Linked DNA regions of Homo sapiens: all the other regions are linked to region 2. The links are chromatin loops, found by intact Hi-C in ENCODE. Cell type or tissue: mammary epithelial cell. All regions are shown on one strand.

The links. Peaks named below come from ENCODE experiments on the same cell type or tissue, not always from the same donor. Only the 100,000 strongest peaks of a DNase experiment are listed, where the experiment ranks them.
Region 1: it touches region 2 in a loop (8-fold over the local background); 11 of 110 quality-filtered maps call a loop at or near these places.
Region 3: it touches region 2 in a loop (13-fold over the local background); 83 of 110 quality-filtered maps call a loop at or near these places.

The regions. Positions count from the first base shown.
Region 1 is chr13:39,502,878-39,510,877 of GRCh38, forward strand. All of the region lies in intron 2 of LHFPL6 (LHFPL tetraspan subfamily member 6), which reads right to left. It overlaps LOC105370170 (a long non-coding RNA gene), which reads left to right and starts at 2,429. Exons shown (of 4, transcript XR_007063765.1): 1 at 2,429-2,846; 2 at 6,526-6,589. In mammary epithelial cell, no CTCF peak of the experiment used is centred here; DNase peaks (open chromatin) are centred at 4,384 and 7,534; H3K4me3 peaks cover 262 bases; H3K27ac peaks cover 1,644 bases.
Region 2 is chr13:39,598,853-39,606,852 of GRCh38, forward strand. LHFPL6 (LHFPL tetraspan subfamily member 6) reads right to left here and starts at 4,341. Exons shown (of 4, transcript NM_005780.3): 1 at 4,031-4,341; 2 at 1,980-2,538. The coding sequence starts at 2,364. LOC112268119 (protein SPT2 homolog) reads left to right here and starts at 2,472. Exons shown (of 4, transcript XM_035861111.2): 1 at 2,472-2,541; 2 at 3,598-3,688; 3 at 3,792-4,790. The coding sequence starts at 2,472. RefSeq lists a silencer at 4,236-4,535. In mammary epithelial cell, CTCF peaks have their summits at 2,073 and 3,839 (motif pointing left); DNase peaks (open chromatin) are centred at 3,879 and 4,389; H3K4me3 peaks cover 1,953 bases; H3K27ac peaks cover 1,998 bases.
Region 3 is chr13:39,412,452-39,420,451 of GRCh38, forward strand. The region is part of intron 2 of LHFPL6 (LHFPL tetraspan subfamily member 6); the gene reads right to left. Among named protein-coding and RNA genes, the nearest start is that of LHFPL6, 190 kb to the right of the region's middle. RefSeq lists an enhancer at 4,592-5,534. In mammary epithelial cell, CTCF peaks have their summits at 3,159 (motif pointing right) and 4,870; no DNase peak of the experiment used is centred here.

The sequences.
Region 1 (8,000 bases), 96 kb before region 2:
TTTATTATTGTTGTATCTTATTTATTTATTTTAGAGACAAGGTCTTGCTCTGTCACCCAGGTTTGAGGGCAGTGGTGCGATCATAGCTTATGGCAGACTCAAACTACTGGGTTCAAGCAGTCCTCCCACCTTGGCCTTCCAAAGTGCTGGGATTACAGCCACAAGCCACCACACCTAGCCAATAAATGCATTTTCAATTACAATCCATACATATGTGAGTCCTATGCCCAGAACTCTGGGTGGTTCCAAGCTGCACTCAGAACAGCCAGAATGCTTACAGTGACTTATAAATGCTACCTGACCCGGCACCCTCAACCACTGGACACATCGCTCCCTCCCTCATTCCTCACAAAGGCACTAGCCTCCCAGCCATTCTACAGACATTCTAGGAATTCCCACCTTTGTGCCTTTGCACTGACTGTTCCCTCTGCCTCTAACACGTTTCTTCCAGATATCCACATGGTCAACTCTCTTGCCTCCTGTCTCTGATCAAACAGCAGCTCAATAAGGCCTACCTGACCATTTTATTAATATCTAAAATTGCAACCATCCCCCCCACATACTACCATAACTCCCAATCCCCTCCTGCCACTTTGTTTCTTTTTGCCATAGCACAATCAGCTTCTAACATACCACACAATTTACTTATTGTGCTAATTATTATTTATCTTTCCCACTACAGAGAAAGCTCCATGAGGCCAAGGATTTTTGTCAGTCTAATGATGTATCCCAAGCACCTAGAACAGTGCTTGGTATGCAGTAGGTGCTCAATATTTGTTGAATTAATGAATATAATTGAAAGAAATTTTACACAATACGTAACCTTACTATGTCTGTACACTGATATTCTCTATCCAATTCTATTCAAATTTACTTTATTAAGTCTTGGCTGCAACTCACTAGTAGGTCACCCACAGTTTGACAAGCAGACTTATTTTGCCAATAACTTGCTGAATGCCTATTTAGGGCCCAGATCAATTTCCCAGAATGTGCCTTTTGACAAGTCAAATACAAAAAGCTTCCTCCAAAAGTTCTTGAAGAGTCTAACAATTAAACATGCTGGCAGACCATGTATAAATAAGAAAGATGATAACATGGTAAAATTAGAAGTTTTGGTATATCATTCCATTGCCAAAAATGTTAGCTTTGATAGTGCCATCACTTTTAATGGCAAAAATTGCTTTTGCACCAACCTAAATAATAAATATATGACTGTGGTGAGGCAAGGCATCAGTGAGTCACCGGAAGGATCACTAACATGTTTTAAATTATATTAATATATCTGTAGCACAGAATAATGTTTTAAAGCATATAGTTTAATCACAATGTTTTATAAATTTTCCTTTCAAAACTTAAATGGGAAGGACTGGTATTATTTCAGATTAATAAATCCAGATGAATAAGATTAGTAGATCCAACATTATCATTAATGACCAAATATTTGTAGTTATATCTTATGGGATCTTAAATCTTTTCTTTAATCTTAATTCGACTGCATATTTCAGAATTTAAATTAGAAGATTTCCTCGCTGTATTAGTTTACTAGAGCTCACATATGAAGTATCACACACTGGGTGGCTTAAACAACAAACATTCTTTTCCCACAGTTCTGGAGGCTGGAAGTCCAAGATCAAGATGCTGGCAGGTTTGGTTTCTCCGGAGGCCTCTCTCCTTGGCTGGCATTGCAGGTGGTCCCCTTCTTGCTCATCCTACATGGTCCTTCCCTCTGTACTTGTCTGTATCCTACTCTCCTCTTCTACTAAGGACACCAGTTACATTGGATTAAGGCCCTCTCTAATGACTTCATTTTAACTTAATTAACTTTTTAAAGACTATCTGCAAATACAGTCACATTCTGAGGTACTGAAGGTTAGTGCTGTCACACATGAAACTGGGGAGGAAACCCCACACTTCTAATTCTAGTACTTATGCTCAGGAATAAGCATATTCCCCTACATCTTTGCCTGCTGTCATATATGCTGCCAAAACCGCAGAGGAAATTGTATAATGTCATTTTCAATGTACATGACCTTCCTGAAATAAATAAAAATGACCTGGCTCATTACATAAATGAATGAATTAAAATGAATTTAACTACAACTACAATTTCTAGTTTTTTCCATCAACTAGGAAAGATGAAAGGACTTGTATGTTCCCCCAAAGCTTAGGCTTCTTTCCTAGATCTTTCATTTTAGATTCATTTACACAAACACACCTTTTTCTCTTAAACATTCTTCTCTGGGAATTGATGCAAACGCAAAAGAGAAAGGAAGGGAGGACCAGTCAACCATTCCAGGAGGAAACGTGAGGTCAAGAGAATGGTTTAACATCAATCAGGTATAGATGTTATCAGCATGAAAACATCCTCAGAATCACTGCTATTTCCACATTCTAGAGAGCGGAATCGGAGTAGAAGACAGTTGTCAGTAGAATCTCAGTGGAACTCAGAACATAATTGATGTCAGGAATCTGTCAACTCAAACATTCACTGAAGGCCTACTATGCATAAGGAATTGCGCAAGACCCCAGAGGAGGTTGAGTGACAAACTACTGAAAGAAATGAGGATTATGTTACTTGGTGGAGGAAAAGAGAACTTCAGAGGAGATACGAGAACTGTCTAAAAAAAAAAAACACATGAAGGGCTTCCTGGCAGAAACAGATTTGATTTATCCTCAGAGGCTCCAGAAGGCAGAGTTTAATCAACTAGTTCAATTCCTGAGAGGCTGATTTTGGCTAAAAGAAGGATGAATTTTCTGATATAACTATCCAGTAACAGTGAGGTAGCAAGTTCCTTCTCACCGAATGTGTCAAACAAGGTTTGGGGGTGCTGTGGAGGGATTCACAGGTGAGACAGAGAATAGCTGACTCTCTTGGTTCCTTCTAAAGCTGAGAAACTTCATTAGGTCTGTACCCACTACAGATTTCCAGTGATAGAGTGAAGGGTATTATCCACTTTTATACATTTTCTAAATGACATTTTGTCTATATTACAAATGAAAATATTATCCTCTAAACAAGGATGCATTATCTTACTGCCACAGAGGAGCTATCAATAATTTCTCAGTCCTCATCATTTATTATAAAGGATCTGCGGAACATCTCTCCTTTTAACCTCTAACCACTCAACTCAGATAAAGCCTGCATTCAAAACTGATCACCTTGTCATGCAGGTGATCAAGCAAGAACTATCTCTTTTTACAGACAAAACAGCCCCAAGTATAATAATATGGTTTTATACTACACTATGATCTTTTACATTACTTCCTTACAATAACAGTTTCTAGGGAACAATATGATTTCCAATATTCAGCTCTGGCTTCTGTGGACGTAATATTCTGTGATCAACAGTGCGGTTAATAGATGTGATTAGGAAAACAAGAAGAGGCTACCATAAAAATGTATGTGAAAGAGCACCTGAGGGTCCCGCTGCTAATTCCTTGGCCAAGTTCTTAACAAGGGGTGAGGATCCTAATGGTGTTCAGTGATGAATACGAAGACCAACTGTGAGAAAGGACCTCAGAGAAGATAGTAAACATTTGTCAAAGTTGAGTCCCATGGGATTTCACGCTCTTCTGAGCAGTGGAAACCAAAATCACCTAATTTTCTATCCAGCCAGGCTAGGATGATGATCCACAGTGAGAAACATTTCACACTAAAGTCATTTATTTTATTTTATTTCATTTCATTTTTTGCTTGTGACCCCTAAATTAATAAGGGCCACCGCCACTCAGCAGCTTAATCAACAGAGCTCCATCATTCTGTCAGCTCCTTAAGAAGCATAAGAAAGCAAGTCAGGGTGGGAAAGGGTTGAATGGCAGAGAAGGAAGGAGGTGGGATAGGGAGGTGGGGGGGAAGGTGTGGAAAAATAATGTGAGATCTCACATATAAGCTAAAGCTGAGGCAGCTATGTAATTATAAAGCTAGCTTTTCTTTCACTTGACAGCACAAGAAAAGGAGGTGAAGATAAGCTTTTAAATGAAACATGACATTCCCTTATTAAATTCTGATTTCTATTTTAAATGGCTTAGTGCTTTGAGTTTACTTCCACACTCTGAGCTAGCCAAGAAGGAGATGTTTAATGGAAAGAAAAACTGCAAATTTTTTTGAACAGTGCATGCATGTTTCTAAACAAGTTTGTATAAACACGTTTGTGCTTATAAAAGCTGTTCGGGTTATCCAAGCAATAGTTGGCCACCTTTTGGTAAACATAAATGCATTCTAGCTTACTGGGAAAATGCAAGGTATGCCTTTTGTTTAAAAATAACATGATGCGTAATGTGTGCAATGCATTAAGAATTTATTGCCCATTTCTGCTTCAGTTCCTCTCCATCACGGGTAGCCAACAGAAGCTACACGTCCTTACAAGCAGTGCTCTGTGGCCCACATGAAATCAGGCCATTGCATGCTAGGACCTGTAGACCCCAGACAGGAGGGAAGCTGCAGTGCATTTCCTGTGCCGTCAGAGGTCTAGCAAGTTTGGGGTTTTATTTTCCCTCTCACAGAAAAAGATAAACATTCTTGCTGCTTCTCTCTACATCACATCCACTTTAACACCCCCTCCCATCTCAAAGGACTGCAGGCATTTCTCCCCAAAGTATGTGGGAAATGCCCCAAATTGCTGCAGTTTGTATCTGCTTGTCAAATACCATCAGTAATATTCATAATAATGCCAAATATTGAAATTGCTGCAGTTTGTATCTGCTTGTCAAATACCATCAGTAATATTCATAATAATGCCAAATATTGAAATTGCTGCAGTTTGTATCTGCTTGTCAAATACCATCAGTAATATTCATAATAATACCAAATATTTTTTGAGCAATCTGCATATAGAAAAATAGTTTTACCTACAGTATCTGAGTATGTGGTAGATATTATTAACTTCATTTTACAGAAAAGAAAAACTGAGTTCAGAGAGGCTATGCAGTTTATCCACAGGTACACAGCAAGTAAATGATAAATCCAAGATTTGTCTCTGATTTCAAGTCCAGGCTTTATCTTGCCTCCCCTCCCTTCCTTCCTTCCTCCCTTCTTTCCTTCCCTCCCTCCCTCCCATTTCTTTCTCTTTTCCTTCCTTCCCTTTTTTTCTCCCCTCCCCTTTCTTTTCCCTCTTTTTCTTTTTAATAGTGTTATTAAGTTGTAATTTACTTTTTTTTTTTTGAGGCAGAGTCACGCTCTGTTGCCCAGGCTAGAGTGCAATGGCGCCATCTCGGCTCACTGCAATCAATTTCCGCCTCCCAGGTTCAAGTGATTCTCCTGCCTCAGCCTCCCGAGTAGCTGGGATTACAGGTGTGCACAACCACGCCTGGCTAATTTTTGTATTTTTAGTAAAGGTGGGGTTTCACCATGTTGGCCAGGCTGGTCTTGAACTCCTGACCTCAGGTGATCCACCCGCCTGGGCCTCCCAAAGTGCTGGGATTATAGGCATGAGCCACTGCCCCAGGCCATAATTTACATATAATTACATTAACATACCTGAAGTACACAATTGATAAATTTTGATGCACATACAATGGCAAAACCATCACCACAATTAAGATAATAAGTATATCTATTACCTGATCACATTTCCTCATACTACTTTGTAATTTCTTCCTCCCCGATTCCATTCTATACTCCCCATCCTAGAAAACCATCCATCTGCTTTCTTTCACAATTGATCTGTTTGAATTTTCAAGAATTTTATATTAATGGAATCATACAGTATGTACTCTTTTTGTTTTGCTTCTTTCACTCAGCATAATTATTTTGAGATTTATCTGCATTGTTGCATGTATTATAAATTCATTCCTTTTCACTGGTAAATAATATTCCAGTGTATGGATATATCCCAATATTGTTTATCAGTTCACCTACTGATGGACATCTTCATTGTTTCCAGTTTGGGGCTAATAGCATTCCTAGAAATATAGCAACTAACAAAACTCATACACAACTCTTTATATGAATACATGCTCTCATTTCTCTTTAGTAGATACCTATGAATGGACTGGCTCGGGTAATACAGTATATATGTATTTAACTTTTTAAAGAAGTTGCCAAATTGTTTTCTAAAATGGTTGTACCATTTTACATTGCCACCAGCAGTGTATGAAACTCCCAGTTGATCCACATTCTCATTTATGCTTCGTATGGTTAGTCTTTTTAACTTTAGTCATTCTAGTAAGCACTGAATGGTATCTCACGGTGGTTTTAATTTGCATTTCCTAAATGATAAATGATGGTGAACATCTTTTTATGTGGTTATTTGCCATCCATGAAACGATGGTGAACATCTTCTCATGTGGGTATTTGCCATCCATATATTTGTCCAAACATTTTGCCCATTTTTAATTGCATTGTTTTCTTATTATCAAGTTTTGAATATTTTTAAATAATTTGGATACAAATCCTTTATCGGGTATGTGATTTGCAAATAGTCATTCATTTTTTTTTCTTTTATCCATCACACCTTTAATGTCATATCTAAGAAATCTTAGCCTAACACGAGGTCATAAATATTTCCTTTTTCTCTTTTCTTCTAGAAGTTTTATAGTTGGGGTTTGAGATTTAGGAACATACTACGGTTCAGATTAACTCTGGATTAAGGTATGTGCTGAAGTTGGTTTAAGGTATGCGCTGAAGTTTTTTTTTGTATATGCCTATTTTTAAATTTGATTTTTTTATTTTGCTATTTTATATTTCTTTTAAAAAATTTTTTGGACTATTTTAAAGCTTTCTTCTATTCCAGTATTATCAATGCTTTTTCTTTAGGAATGCCAAAATGACCAATAAAGAAGGGGCTTTAAAATAAAGATGGGGCCAGGCACAGTGGCTCACGCCTGTAATCCCAGCACTGTAGGAGGCTGAGGAGGGAGGATCCCTTGAGTCCAGAAATTTGAGACCAGCCTGAGCAATATAGCAAGACCTCATCTGTACAAAAATTTAAAAAATTAGCCAGGCAGGGTGGCATGTGCCTGTAGTCCCAGCTACTTGGGAGGCTGAGAGGAAGGGTGAGGCTGCAGTCAGCCATGACTGTGCCTCTGCACTCCAGCCTGGGTGACAGAGTGAGACCTGGTCTCAAAAAAATAAAATAAAAATACTACAACTGGCATGAACCAGACGATATAAAAGTAACAATTTACAGATTACAAGAAATAAAATAGGCTCTAAGACAGAAACTCACGGTGCTCAAAGAGAATCCTGCAGGAAGACTGAATCCCACTCAATTGCCCATCTGCTGATGGTTACTGACTGCTCTGCAGATGGTAACAATGAGGCGTAATGATAAATATGCATTGCTCTGGAGTCCTATACAATCAAAGCACTTCACGTGAGAGTAAAAACTAATTAAACATTGCAGCACCACCCACTGAAGGTAGAGTTAAATCTGTCAAATTATATATTCTGAGCAGCACTGGTTTATAAGAAAGATTCACCAAGTTTCCTTTATTTTTTTGTCCTTAATTATAAAACCTGTTTTCACCTGACACTTTTCCAGCAGTGTAACTTTTGCCCTGGGGCAAACTGAGGTGGCGATGTCTGTAGTAACTGCCAAGAGAGCTGTTTGTTTCTCCCCAGGGGTAGGTCATTAGAAACTGAAAGTCCAGAACCAATTTTCTCCAGCTGCTGCAGGTGTTTTACTTTTAGCATTGTGGGGTGGGGATAGCAGATGCCTGAGAAACTATAGTGTTTTACATAAGTCTGAAATCATTGGATCTATAACCTCAGTTCTTCAACAAACCTTATGTCAATCAAGAGATCAGAACACATCTTTCTAGAAAGAGAAAACACACACACACACAATGGAGAAGCAGGTAGAAAGTCAGGAGTTACAGAACTAGCTAAATGGAAATATTACAGAAATTTACAGAAGTGGACAACTTTGCTTCCTGAGTGAAAAAGTTATATAAAACAAAATAAAACAAAAAATAATTGAAGAGGAAAACTACAGTTTGAAATATACAACTTAAACCTGAAATTAAATTACTGGTATTTGTAATCATTACTTTAAATTTTT
Region 2 (8,000 bases):
GGCCAGCTGCTACTAACAAACTATACTCTTAGCTTAATGTCAGTAACTCTTACCAAGCCAGAGTTCATGAAAAGTACTCACAAAGAAAAAAACATGGTTCTTTAAAAATATATATAATTTCCCCAATTGTCTGTCCCCTTGGGTATTCTGTAAAGTAGAACATTTAGCTCTATATAATTCAAAAAAAATCTATACATAGCTTAGGGAAGGAACCATAAATCTCATGGGTCTCAGATTCACTTCCTGTTGCCTTCCTTCATTACACGTTTAAAGATAATCAATAAAAACTGATTTCTCTTTGTAAGCATTTTCCTGTTCTGCCAGAAATAATAGCAGGCCCTGCCCTAAAATGAAGGAAAAATGGAAAGCAATATTTACCATAAGAGGAGAAAATGAAACTGCTTAAGCATTTTTCCTGAGCCAAGTGAAACACAAACAGCAGACCAACTTTATTCTTACAGAAAAAAATTTTAAATACTCTTGGCATTAATTCTATTCTTAAAATCTATTCTTAAAATTTGTAAGTTTTCAAACTCTGAATTTACATTTCCACTTTCAATGACAACTTCTTTAGGTTTCCTAATAGTTTTAAGTACATACCTGTGTAAATATACATATCACATGCAAGACTTTTGTCAGTGTTAAACATTGAAGCTGTAAAGAGATGACAGGTAGGTCCCCCACACTGCCTCCCGGGAGGGACTAAGGTGCAAACCCAATGGGAAAAAACCCAAATGAGAACAAAGTTACATCAGTAAGGAAAGAATGGACAATTCTATCTCACTTTAAAACAAAACTTTCTATCTCATTTCAAAACACAAAACTTTGCCACTTGCATTTTCAGCACAAGAATTAAACTTTACTGAAAATGTTACTTGAAAGTTTTATATTAAATACTCTGAAATAATCCATTGGGGTTCTCTAATATGGGGAGACTGTCTCACAACTACTCATTTTTAATTCATTTTTCTTCTTCTGGATTCTTCACAAAAGACTGTAAGAAAACACCAAATGAGGGAGTAACAGACCTTTACTTTGTAATGAAGTTCCAAATACATTGTATAAGTTTTCCAGGCTTCCTATTTCCCTTCACTCTGCACTATCTATGGAGGTTGTCATATTTCACCAGGGTGGACTGTAAATCAGACAAGTTCAGCCAGTCAGGTTGAAGAATGGAGGTGAAAAGCACAGTGGAAAATACATAAAGTACAATTAAAACCATATGACCAAAGATATTGAAGCAATACTTGCTGGAGGGAATCCAAGTAAAAATCAAACCTTTTCTGGCGTTAGTGAAACTATCCAGTCCATCTGGGACAAGCACACATCATTTGCTAAATATCCCTTTTCTTTTTTTCCACAGCAAGAGCACCCAGGAAAGTTAAGACCTAACAAGGTAATTAAGTGGATAGCTATCTCTGTAGAATAGTTAAGTTCATAGTTGTTATATAAAACTGATCTCTCATTTAAAATAGTTAACATTTATTTAGAAATAGAGTTTAAGATTGGGCAAGAGTAAATTTTGCATCCACCAAAGTGTATTAGAGGTTCATGATAACAATGTTGAATCAAAAACCTTTTCCACTTTTCTGTGAAATCTTTACCTTTAAAGACCCGAGGATTCCATGAAGACAAAGATAATCTAATTGTCTATTGTTTAACATAACGAACAAGAAGCTATAAAATCCAAACTGTCGCCCCTACTACACCTCAAACAACCTAGATGTTACTGTTTCACATAGGTGGCACTTAGCAGGCCAGTGATGTATATGTACAGAAATTAAGAACTCTTGAAGTTGTAAAGCAGCAATTCTGACAATAATCTTGACTTTGGCAACCTATCATCAAAGCCATTCCAAATCTATTTCTCTTATGCATTCCAGGTGTCATTTATAATAATCTCAGTAGACAACTGAAACATAACTTTTAATACTGCTTTGGGATTCCAGTAAACAACTCAAGCTCAGCAAGTCACTTACCCCCAAGAAACTGAATTCCTCCAGCCACTCTTCCCACTGTCCTGGAGATGAGGTCGGAAACACAGCAACCCATGAGGGCAGTGAGCGCCACCAGGAGGAGGAGGCCACAACCCAGGCCGGTCACTATGGTGCAGATCCTCCATTCTGCGCTGGGGATGCCCTGGAAGGAGGCATAGCGCCCACATTCCTCCACCATCACCATCATCTGCCGACTCTCATCATGCACAGGATATGAGCACCTCCGGAAGGTACCGAAGGACACAGGCTTGCCCAGCTGTGATCCCCAGAGCCAGTAAGGCATAAAGAACCCCACGCAGGAGGTGGCAGCACAAAGAAAAGACAGCAAAGCCCAGATTACTCCAGTACAAGTCAGGCTGGATGCCATCTTTCACCAGATAGGGCAATGAGGACCCCAAGTAAGTGTTCAGGGACTGCAGGAGTGAATGAAGGTGTGAAATCACCAGGGACCCACAGATAATCCACAGTTCCGTAATGCAGAATGGATCTTCAGTCTTACTGGGCATCAACTTTCCATCCTCTGCACTAAAGATGATGGTCCCTGGTAAAACAACAGGAAACATTAAAAATTAAAGGCATTAAAAGAAGTGATAACACTGTTTCAGCTAGTCTACAATTTTCAATTAATAAACATTGAGACTTGCCTCAACACTTTAAAAGTGGGAAGAACTAATTCTCTCTATGAGCTTCATAACTCGATTTTTGTCAAACCAGCTCAAAGCTTTTTCATGTCTTTATCTTCCGTAAATATTTCCAAATTAACTCTGACAGCTATTTACTTAAAGAAACGCCCGATTTTTATTTGACAGGCCAATGAATTCATTCTATATATTATATACTCACATTAAAAGTAATGTAGCACTTTCACTGGGCAATAAACAATTAAAATAAAATGAACCATGCCATGATTTCCATTTTTTGGCTTGCAAGTTCATGCTCATAGTTTGTTGCAACTTTTCTATGTCCCTTTAAGGGTGCATTAACTCTCTGCATGAGCCAAACAAACTAATTAGGATAATTTTTCACAATTGCAGAGTACCATAAATTTAACAAGCATTATGGTCTGCGGAGGCACCCACAGTACAGAACTATTACCAGACACTCTTTGTACTCATTCAGCAGCATTTCAGAATTTCTTTAGTCTTAACATCTTCTAGTGTAAAAGAATGCCTGTGTATGACTTATTTTGAGTCTGCAGTTTTGATTCATTGATTCCAACAGTTCTATTGCAATCATTTCTCCCACTGAATGATTGTCTAATTTGAACAGCAATCCATACTTCCCAGTATGCTACATCAAACCCCAGTCATCCAAATGGTTCCAGGGGCATCTACTTCCACCCCAGCCTTTCAAAAAGAGTTCCTTAACCATTTCTCACACTTTCCATAAAGAAATGAATACAGAAGCACAGAGCCCATCCACCCTAGAATTCCACCCCCAGGACCCCTAACTCCAGCTTTCAGGGTCCATAGCAAATTTCCCCCTTTCTTCACCTCGCCCCTACCCGTTTTTTTCTCTAACCACCGCCCATTTTCAGTTCTGGATGTCACTCAAACGGGAGGTCGGCTACTACTTTTTTTTCTAATCTTGTCAACTGCAGTCAGGGCTGAAGTTGATCTATCTGGGCCACGAGGCTGGGGAAGACCAGCAGGGGGTGGCCTGCGGGCAGGGGGCCCCCATCTCCAACTGCGGTGAGGCGCCCTCGCCAAGACAAGCCCATATTTAGCCCCCTGCCATTGCCTCACCGAGCCACTCCACCCATGGAGACACACAATGATCCCTCCATTCTAAAAGGGGGCAAGAGGCATTTTCCAGCCGGCTCTGGACGAAGGGAGGGGATAAGGATGGGAAGGCAGCACCCCCCGGAGGCAGACGCCAAGAGCGGACGCGGCTGGCAGGCAGAGCCGACGGATCCGCCGAGCTCAGGAAGTCCGGAGCCCGGGAGCAGCCCAACTCCGGCTCCGGGGCAGAGAGGGAGCCCGGGAGAAAGCAGCGGAGCCCACGCCCACGGGGCAGCCGAGTGATTTACTTACATGGCTGGCGGGCGGCGGCCACCTTCCCTCCCGCGTCCCGGGCGCACACACAACTTGCTGTCTTTCTCGGGCGGGAACATCCACGGGAAACCGGACCGTCCTGCCCTTCTTTGCCTCTGTCCCTAACAGCCGCAGAACCCCGGGGCCCGACCTGGAAGAGCAGGGGTTGGCAGGAGGCGGAGGGTCTCCAGAAGCGGGCTGGCACCAGCGGAGACCCCCACTCCCGGCGAGTCCGCGGCGGCAGCTCTGGCGGAGCGCTGTGGGCGCGCGCGGGCGCCGGGGATCGCACGCAGAGGAGCGGATCTCCCTTTGGCAGGCGAGGCACGCACCGCCTCCTCCCCTCCGCTGCCCGGCCCTCCTCTTTCTCCAGTCCCCTCCCCTCGCGCCCCGGGGAACTCCGCGCAGACAGACCCAGGACGCACCGGGGACGTTCCTGGAGCGCCGGGAAGGGAGTGGGGGGGTGCCCCGCTGTCCGCGCGGGTCCAGGCCCACCCCCGGGGGCAGCTTTCGCGGCTCCTCCCCTAGCCCCGAGCCCCCTCGCGCCCCCTCTCCCTGCGTCTCATTCAAAGCTGAGTGGGGAAGGCAGACAGACCGAGAAGTATGGGAGAAAGTTGCTTGTCTTCCTGGGTGACCCCGAGGAGCCACGGAAGATGACACACTTTGCCTGTTGGGGCTTTTCTGGGTTTACTGTTCGGGTTTATGCTCCTGTTTTCCTGCCGCCGTTAAAAGAAGCCGTAGACGGGAAAGAGGGCCTTAAAGAGTGGGTAAAGTGGCCCCTTTGAGATTTGAGGAGGCTTTTGAGAAGTGGTCACTTTGGAAGGCGGTGAATGAGGCGGTTGTGGACGTGGGAATTAAAGCACAGCAGACAGCCCAAGGCTCATGTATGGCATGGGGGCAGCTGCCTTTCCAGACGAGCCAGGGAGAAGGCAGGGGCGGACCTCTAGCGAGCCTCTCCCAAGAGATACACTCTTTCAAAGGTCTCTCTCTCTCTCTCTTGCTGTTTCTCTGTCTCTCTCTCCCTCCCTCCCTCCCTTTCCCTTCACTTCCTCCCTCCCTTCTCCTCCATCCTGCCTCCTGATCAATTTTGCAATTTATTCCATCGTTTGATTTCTTTTCTGAGAAACAACTGATTTTTAGTTCCCCTCTGGACTTGAGGACTTTTTCCACTTGTCATTAGCACTAACCCCTTTAGAAGTTTAGAGCTAGATTCAGTAGATGACTGTGGGAGTCTCTGCTGAACACAGTATTTTAAGAAGTATGCCATCTGGGAACAGCAGTTTTTGAAGTAGACAGTTTCCCAGATATAGTTTTTGTGAGGTGTCTTTTTAGAGGAGTTGAAAGTAATAAATTGGTAGGTATATATTTCATAGCAGATTTTCAGACTGCACCATTTTAATTAGCCGTGATGGTGTACATTTTTCCCACAACGACAGCTGGAGATATGTGTTCTTTTATTATTATTTTGAAAGACCTTAAGTGATTGATTCCAAGCCTTTTGAGGTCACAGGTCTTTTAAAAAATACGATGAAACTGATAAGCCTTCCAGAAAAAAAAATGCGCGGACATATAAAGCTTTACCACAGCGATTCTGAAGAAGGAAAGGGATATTTGGCAAGGTCTGAAGATAATTTTGATTATCATAACCCATGAATGGGGAGTATTACTGGCATCTAGTTGGTAAAGACCCGAGATTCTGCTAAATACAGTGCACAGGACAGTCCCCAAAATTACCTGGGCCAAAATGTCAATCATTTGAATGAAATATCAGGTGGTTTCCCATTCCCTTAAAGCCCATCCATGAATCCCATATTCAGAATCCCCAATTTAAGTGTTTTTGTTTTTGGTGTTGTTGTTGAGTTTAAGTTGTTTTAACTCTTCTCTTACAAATCACCGGTTACTGGTTTCAGTGACAGCATAAGAATGATTGGTCTGACTTCCAGTTAGGTACCACACCCTTAGTTATTACACAGAGCCTTCATACCTATATAATATGATGGTGGAAGATATGATCATAAAAGACAAAAGAATAATAGTGAGAATCGGAGTCACCTCCGTACAACCTGCAGGGGAAATTGCTCTCAAACACTTTCTTAAGTGTGAGAAAGCTTAAGCGCAAGTGCTGGCTGGAGACATATTAATGATAATCATGGTTACTACAGATTGACTCCTTGCTGTGTGTTAGTACATTAAGGTCCCTTAATAGATTACTTATCCAGTCCTCAAAAAAGAAAAGAAAAATTATGAAGAAGGAATAATTATTATTTTACCGCAAGGATAAGAAGTAATTTGCCCAAAAATTTACAGCTAAAAAATGACTTTTAAAAAAATCTCATTATTTGCACTCTCTTAAGCAGAGTAAATGCTATCACAGAGATTCTGCCTAAAATGAAAAAAAAAATGACAGAAGAGGCCAAATTTTTAAAAATCTTTCAGGATGCAATATCAATTATTTGTGAAAGTATAATACTGGGACTCAAATTTCTAACTTAAATAAGTGAATTCAGACAAATGGTGATCTTCCCAAGCCCTAAGTTATCTCATTGTTAAAAAGAGATTGAAATAGGTTATTTTAATTTTTTTTAAGCTCACAACTTCCAGCATCATGGTTATATGGGTCCTCTTATCTTTGAGAAGGAATTTAGAGATCATCTAATCTTGTTCAAGTATGTAATTTTACAGCTGACAAAACAGAGGCTCGAAATTCTTCCAGTGTCTTACCCAAAGCTGAGGCTATAATCCACATATCTTGATTTCTCTTTCTAATTATCTTACTAAACTATAATATCTTCTGAATTACTCCTTATGTTCTTCCATGCACACTTTGTAAGCAAAATGCATTATAATTTATTTAAGCCCCTTTGCATTAAATTTGTACCTTTAAAGGACCATTAAATTACTTCACAGCCAGAAGTTCCCACATAGCAGATGCCACTTATAACACCTATTCCAGGTTTGGGTTTCCAGTATGTTTGGATAGTAGTCTCATTGAGTCACAAGATGAGATCATGAATGCGACAGTATATGGAAAGCTATAAAGTGTTTATGACAACACTCTTGGTTGGCTACCCAGTATTAATTCACAATCCCCTCTCCCTTCTCACCAGATACTCTTCTAGCATCCCTTAAAGCAAGTAATGGCCACTTGATCCTGCTGTAGCCAATGAGTTTGCTAAGGAGGCCTCTGGGGAAGATTGTATTCTCTGATAAAATAAGGAGACGTGAGAGAATAGTTCTCTCACCATCATGACTGTCTTCGGGCACATTCTTGAAGGTGTTTAGAGCTCTAGCAGCCTTCTTGTAACCAGGTGGGGGGTCACAGAGACATACTCCCAGTGATCTAACATTGTAGAGCTTCTCACCTCCATTTGAATTATTTAAAAAGTAAATTATAGATTTTTAATATGGTTTAAATCACTATGAGTTGAATTTTCTCCTTTTAGTAGCTAAAAGCATTCCTAATTGATAAAGCATGGTATAGATAAGACATTTTCAATGAGAGGAAATATACATCAGTGAACATTGTATCTCAGTGCTTGGCAATGTAGACAGATACTCAATAATCAAACAGTAATTGTGGGATTTAATGAACAAATCAATATCATCGTGATTACTATCCTTGTTCTAATGCAGCCTACAGAGTGGGTATTTAATTTTTAAACAAATGGTATGCTATGTGAAATTAGGGAAGGAGCATGATAATGAAATATCGAGAACATAATGAAATCAATCACTTCTGACTACCAGAGAGAGATTGGAAAGGGATTTAGTCTGTCCACAATTGTGGCAAACACTACAGTTTGGCTGATATCATTTCCAACTCACTTCTTTTACATTGTTATCTCCTACGAAAGCAGTGAAAGCTAAAATCTCCACGTCCTAGCCTCCCTTGAAATTTGAGGGGCGATGTGTGTGTTATGATATATATTAATTTTTGTCTACAGTTCCTAGCTCCCAACACCCATAGCCCTTG
Region 3 (8,000 bases), 190 kb before region 2:
TATACTACCATGCCTAAAAATAGCAGCTAGCAATTCTTGAGAACTAACTATGTTTTGGGAACTGTCCTCAGAGCTTTCTGGCGATTGATTAATTTCACAACATTAAGAGGCAGATGCCACAATTGTTCCCATTTTATAAAGAAGAAACTGAAGTACAGAGAGACTACTTCCCCAAATTTATACAAATTGTAGGCCAGGTGCAGTGGCTCACGCCTGTAATCCCAGCACTTTGGGAGGCCAAGGCGGGTGGATCACGAGGTCAGGAATTCAAGACCAGCCTGGCCAAGATTGTGAAACCCTGTCCCTACTAAAAATTAAAAAATTAGCCAGGTGTGGTGGCGGGCTCCTGTAATCCCAGCTACTCGGGAGGCTGAGGCAGAGAACTGCTCGAACCCGGGAGGCGGAGGTTGCAGTGAGCCGAGATTGCACCATTGCACTCCAGCCTGGTCAACAGAGCAATACTCCCGTCTCAAAAAAAAAAAAAGAAAAAAATTGTAAATGGCAGCAAGGGAACCTGAACCCATGTCTAGCACCAGTAGGCACTCTCTTAACATCTTCACTATATTACACCTGCCTTCTGCAGATATCACAGTAGATTCAAAGATGAACGAGCCCTAACTCTACCCCAAGGAGTTTATAAAATTAGACATAATACAAAGTAGTACAATATATGCATCGCTAAGTGAAATACAACATATTGTGGACTTTCAAAAGAGGGAGAGATGATATCTAATCAAAGAAATCTGGAATATTTAACGAAGGAAAAATAGCATTTGTTATTCATTTTAATCCAATTTAACATACTTGTATTATGCAATATTTTATGCCAATTCTTCAGAGCCTGTGGTCAAATAATAACTATGAAATGTATCCACATTGATATGTACTCAGGAAAATATCCTAATCTTTAAAGTAGGAAAATAAGATTAAAATATTCGTAAATTATGTTCTTATTTAAATGTCAAACCCGAAACTACTCAGGATTTTTTTTTTTTTTTTTTAGGAATTGGGGGTAGGGGGGGTGGGTCTCACTATGTTGCCCAGGCTGGCCTCAACCTCTCTGCTCAAGAGATCCTCCTGCCTCAACCTCCTGTGTATCTGGGACTACAGGCGTGTGTCATCACAACCGACTAGTTTTTTTTTTTTTTTTCTTTAAGTAAGTTTTAAATGAATTTTTCTGTTGTGTTGCTGTCTTTAATAAGTGAACATATGTTTGCATTTGCACAAGTGTATTAAACTCTAACATGCATATTGACAAGTGTACATATAAGGTCAGAGCTCAAGGAATTTTCATAAGCTGAAGACACCATGTAAACTTTACAAACATTAAAAAGAATCAACCAGCACCCCAGTAGCCTTCCTTCTATTCCTTTTTAATCACCACCCCTTCCCAAGGGTTATCCTACCTCCTGACAAAATAGATTGGTTTTGCCTCTCTTTGTACTTAAATAAATGGAATCATAAATTATGGACTCTTTTGCTATGGCTTCTTTGACTCAAATTTATGTTTACGAGACTCATCCATAGTGATGAGTATAATTAGAATTGGTTTATTTTCATTGCTGCATAGCATTTCATTATGTGAATATACCACAATTTATCCACTCTACTGTTCATAGGCATTTGGACAATTTCCAGTGTTTGATTGCTCAAAAAAATAATTCTGGGAACATTCTCATATGCCGTTTCATTCACATATCTATACATTTTTGTATGGACTATATGGAGGGGTGAAATTGCCAGATCACAGGGTATAAAAGCATTTAGAAAGATATTACCTATTTGGAAATCAAGCTCAATAAATAATGTTATGAGTTAGTAGTAGCACAAACCAAATGAGAAATGCTTAATAAAATAAGCATTAGCTGTGAGAATATGTGTCAACATTCACACAACATCTTCCTAATTCCATCTTCCATCTTCCTCTTTCCAGTATCAGATTTTAGCCACAGTTCATTAGAAGCTTATCTTGTCATTTTTCAGGAAATTTATTTTATAATACCACATTATGCTTCAGGGCATGTGTTTCAGGACAACTGAGGGAGTCTTCATGGTGGATTTGGGCTGGAGTTGAGGTAGAGCAAGGGCCCCTGCATTTGGTGTTATCAGTCTTCTGGGACTTTCTTGGGGTACTGTTTTCACTTCTTCTTCTTATTTCTAGTTTAGTAAATTTCACATATAATGCTTCAAGCTGCTGTGGGCTTATTTTTTTTGCCATTTGTGTTAAAACATGCTATGAAATTCTTGCTTACAAAACTTGGATAGAAGGCATGATAACACCAATTATTTGTCTTATCTCTGCCCAACCACCTAAATGATATAATTACTGGCAACTGAGGTTTTTTCCTATGCCTGTTGGCATTTAGACCCCTAAGAGTATTATACAGGCTAGGGTAAATTAACCTGAGAGAAAATAGCATGGTAACTTATTTCAAAACACAAATCATTTTTACTAGAACCAGGCCAAATCAATGTCTTTGAGAAGCTACAGGGTCTTGAGTCAAATTACTGGGGGTGGACATGGTACTTTTTCCTAAACACACAATGAAAAGGATCACTCTGATTATAAAGTCTGAGTTTCCCTTTCTAACCCGTCTGTGGCACATGACCAGTTTATTTGGTGGAAAACACATTCCTCAGACCCCAGGACAGGCCAACTTGTCCTAGTTTAACTTGTGCTGTGCTTTTTTGTAATAGCAACCTAAGACGGAAACATCTGGAAAAATACCATGACTGAGCTGGTGGGATCAAAGACCAAAGTGAAATGCTCTATTGTTAATTTCCAGGAACTGACACAGAACGCAGAGTGAAATAACTCAGCTGGGCATGAATCCCGTTGGATTTCTGAAAAGCTTGCATACTACTATATTGCCTCAGCCGATAACTGAAGGAAAAGTAGTTCAGCAAAGTTGAGGAAAAACAAATTTTTGTGCATGTGTATGCACATGCATGTGTATGCATACGCACATGTGGAAGAACTCAGGTCTGTGTTCAACATGTTAATAGTGTATTCCTCTGCTGGCAAAGACAGCTTGCCATAAAAATACTGAAAAAAAAAAAAACAAAAAACAAAAGCAAGCTGAAGAAACACTTAAGTCCTTCATGAATTGAAATTAAGAACTGTGCTTGCAAAGAAGCATCCCGGTGCCCCACCAGACTGAACTCCAGGGGGCAGTGGCTTTCTGGCATATCTTTGCTCCCCTTGGCAGCTGGGGCAGTGTCTGGCTCATAGTTTTGCAGTAACCGAAGGTGTACTGGATGAAGGATTAATAAATGCATAAATGAATGGGAGAATAAATACAACAAGCAGCAAAGCTTCATAGTCTCAGTGCTGAATTCAAAGTGAGAAGTCTAAACCTTGACACTTTTCAAGCCTTTCTCATTTGCAGCCAGTTTGCCTCCTTGAACTTTGTTCAATACATTACGAAGAAAGAAAGAAAACAATACTTACCTACCTTGAGTAGACATTTGATGCTTAGATATTTGCAGAATCAGGACTAGAAAGGTCCTTCAGACATCACCCCTAGATTCTCTGTCCATAGCAAGTGTATAATGACAGAATGGATGTGAAATGAAGAAATGTCCAAGAAATGAGATTATGCAGTCTCCTTGGGTAACGACTGAAGTTAGAGTACTGAGCAAATGTAAATTGCAACAGAAATGGTAAAGAAAATTAATATGAACTGACGTCTTTGATGAGAGTAAGAGTAGTAAGACTATGTGGGGAAAAATAATCTGAACAATTTGAATCAGGTTCTATTGACTCAATGATCAAGCCCTAGAATATAAACCCAAGGAGGGCTGATATGTTTATCTGTTTTGTTCATTAATGTATCCCAAGGGTTGAGAACAATGCCAGACATATTACAGATGCTTAGCACATGTTTGTTGAATGAATGAACCTTAATATGTTAAAAAAAAAAAAGAGGAGGCATGAAACTCCATTATATTAGGCCAATTCATTCTCCAGTTCATTTACTCTATGTTTTCCCCAACTGTGGTGCCACACAATGATACTTTTGATCATACAGTTTAAAGGACAAAAAGGTAGAGAATAAAATGCCTTTTCCCTTCCCCTACCTTGAGCTCCTTTTCCATACAACCTCTGAATATTTGGGCAATAAAGTCAAAAGTCTGCAGCTGGAGAACAGTGGTATCAGTTTCATGTACTTAATGTGTGAATGCAGTATGTAATTGCAAGAGAAAAGAGAAAGTGCTAGCTTTCTCTCTTTTACAGTTTGTGTGAACATAAATCAAATACAGGAAAGTTATAAAGTCATTGTGCAGTTTTTTAAACATTTATAATTCTGATGTCAGAGGTGGTAGAAAAAATTTGTAAATGGCATGCAAATCAAATTTTCCTCCTAAAGTTGTTAAAACCTGAGTTCTGCTAGTCCCAGCACCTATTTTTATCTTCTTGTCTACCATAGGCATATGAACATTTGTCACAGGTACTTGAATAATGAATACATCTTGTACAATCACATAAGGGTTTTCTTCTTAAACATGAACATGTTTTTGTTTTAAAATGTCATCTGCAGATTTCTTCTAGCCTGCCGATACATTTAGGTTATTCCAAGTTTAGAAGAGCCCGAAGGTGTAGGGAGACTCCTCTTAACTCCAGGAAGAAACAAAGGTGGGATAGGCCAAGTTGCTTTTATTACACTTCTTACCAGTGTCCAGTGTCTTTTCTCTTCTTTGGAATCATCCTGCCTTATTCATATCCCTCTTGAAACAGGACAGGACTGGACTCTACCAAAAAGACTAACTACCCAAGCTTTTTCCCAAAGGCACTGTTGGTTAACAGACATGTTGCAGAAGAATCTGTGTGAAGCCCTCAACTGCTCTGACTTGGGTGCCCCCAGAGGCTAAATTAGGTCACACCAGCTGCATAATATTAAATGGGGCAGGGGCGGCCGGAGCAACGCTGTGAGAAGCTGACATTCCTCAAAGCATGAATTGGAAGCCAAAGTGGTAGTTTTTGTTTTGCCTTTTGAAAATACATCTTTCTATTTCCCTCTGTCATTTAACTAACAGCTCCTCTAACTTTCCACCCGCTCAAAAGGCAAAAGAGACGGAGGGAAGGAGTCACATCAAGGACCAATTTTCCTTAAGCAAAATTCTTCCTTGTTAGCCATTCTGCAAAAATTCATTAGCTGAATTAACCATTCTCCACGGACCTCATCTTTATTCCTCTCTTCTTTCCCCTCCCCGCTTCTTTTTAACCTTTCAGCACAGAATTAAGTCTTTGTGATATTCAGCACATCAATGAACTCACCCAGCCAGGCGGAGCTCCTGGGCCGGGGCAGGGGCGACTTTGTGGGCTGCATTCCAATTGACTGGGGTGGTGACAAGGAGACCCAGCCCCAGCCATCAAATGGGCCCTGTGTCTGAGTATGATTCATAACACAAACATGTTTAGAAAGCGAAAGAAAGGAAGAAAGGAGCATGGGATTTGAAGTCATTGAGTCAGTATTGTTGCAAGATTTAGAGCATTATGTGGGGAGAGAAAGAGTGTTAGTCTTGTGTCCTAGCACCCAATCCACAGACAGATCTGCATCAAAACAAGGCATTTCACATCTTCTAAGATAAGCCCAAATTAAAACAAAACCAAACAAACCCCACATCTACTCTTCCCACTCCACCATCCCACTCCCACCCTGTCCTGGTAAAATAAATGAATGCATGAAATAAACAAGTAAGTCCTGGTCAATCTTACTTACATATTTTATCTTATGAATACTGTAGTATGCCAAATTAGCTGCTAATTCTTTACATGGGATTTGAAAAAAATGCTGCAGGGATTTTTAAATATTCAATGAACTTAAAGAACAAATGGAATATAATAGATTCAAAATGAAATGATTGCCTAGAAGTATGCTCTGATTCCTAAAATAAGATTTTTTTTTAAAGGGTAAAGTTTTTTTGGTCTTTTTTTTTTTTTTTTTTTCCAGAATGCCATATAACTAAAATCTGAGTAAAAGGAATTGGCCATGTCTAACTTTTCTCTTACTCCCTTATTTTTAACAGACTTATGTACATTTTATCCAGAAATCTCCTAACAATGCAAGTAGCGTCTGGGGGAAGTAAAAGCTGCATATTAAAAGTAGGGTGGAAGAGAATGTCAGCTTGAATGTGTGCAGCCCCTAAAGATTATCATCCACTTTAAATGATAAAGATCGGCAAGGCCCCTCATTAAAGCAGAATTCCTTGAAGCTCCCAATAGCGGTTGTGCATTTTCTTCATTTATAAAATACAATATCTGATTCAGTCACAGAAACCTCACAATATTGTCTTATCTTTGACAAAATTAAACAGCTTTGCCTTTCCTATCTTCTACTCTAGTAATCTTTGGCATTAACATGAAATTTCTGCTGTGACCAAACAGCCTTGCCGACTTTACAGCATGTAAAGAATCCCATTCATCCTGAGCTGCCTGGGAGATAAAGGTGGGAAATGGGTGTAATGTTTAGTGATACACAAATATTGCTGCCCAATGATCAGAATACAGATTCCACAGATTCACCTTCCTTAAACGTTTCAGTAATGTTTTCCTTATTTTATTTTATAATATTTATTTTTTAAGAAATGGTTAGGGCATGGATTTAGCTTCCCAATTAGTAAGTAGGTGAATCAGTCTACATTTCAAATGTGGGCTGTACCAGTCCATCTACTTAGCTTCTGGAGACAGCTTCAACAAAACCCAGAACAGGCTGCACTCCCTTTTGTCCTGACCCCAATCTTGCTTATGAAAGAGAACACTTTTAGATGTGAAAAAAATGGCAAATAATGAGTTGTTTCTCTACTCTGGACTTCTTGTGAAATACAACTACAATTCCTTCATCTCTCCCTAGTCCCTAAGTTTAAGCTGATGTCACTAATGTGATCACAGTGCTCTAAAGTTACAGTGTTTTACCTATCATTGAACAAAGAAAAAGAGAAACATTTCCAGCCAGCTTTGGATGAAATGGTTTCAAAACATATTTGGTATTCCCATCCTCTTCTCTGGATAAGTAAGGAAACAAAAAGTGAAAAGCTTTATAACCAATAAATGTCTCATTCATTATATGTGAAATAAGAGTTGAATTAGTCTTCTGAAATGAATCAAAATGTTTTAGCTTTTACTAAAGTTGTAATATTCCTAATTGAGCAAAGTAGTTTAAGTTCATGATTCTTTCTAAATCTTATTTTTTTAAAGGTTTTAATCATTTCAGAAATGAAGGACAGATGAAGAAATTTTTTTAAAAAATTTAATCATTTCGAGTTGTATAAATATTAGGCCCATATAGATTTTTAACAATCATATTCTCCTGCTTGCAAAGAGTTCATAAGTTATTTTTCTATCTTTTCCTGAGAGTCTTTCCCTAAGGTAAACCTCACCAATATAGGTTATGATTGACTAAATTTTTTTTAGAAATATATTTAAAAATCCAAGTACTTTTTATAACTCTTAATAAGATACATATTTCTTTTACAGAAGTAAAAATGTCGAGAATAATGATTTTCAATAAAGTGAACAAAGCACAAAGCGCTTTTATAGAAAATGCACAGCCTAACAGCCTGTGTGTTCCTAGAAGGTCTGGATCACCAGCTGTGTTTGCACCTGCTTAGCTGCCCCTGGCCTTTACGCTAACAGGCAAGCCTCCTTCAAATCAGGCTATCTGGAGTCTGTATTCACTCTTCTCCCACAGCTCTTTTCCTAATTGAGGCACATCACACTCTCAGAAATAAGGCTTATTTTCCAAAGACTTTGGAGTGTCTGAAGATTAAGGTCTGGGTTACTATATAATCCTCAACTTACAGAGTACGCCTTTGCCCATCAAAATGTAATCCATACCTCAATTTGAACCTCTTTAGGTAGGTTTGGTTAATGGATCATTCATCCTTTGTGTCTTCTTTCTGTAAGTAGCAATGAATGTTGCCAGCATCATGGGGGAGAAATAGTAAGACAAGCACTTAAAAGAACTGTTCTAAAAGAAGCAAACAGGAGAGTGCTTACC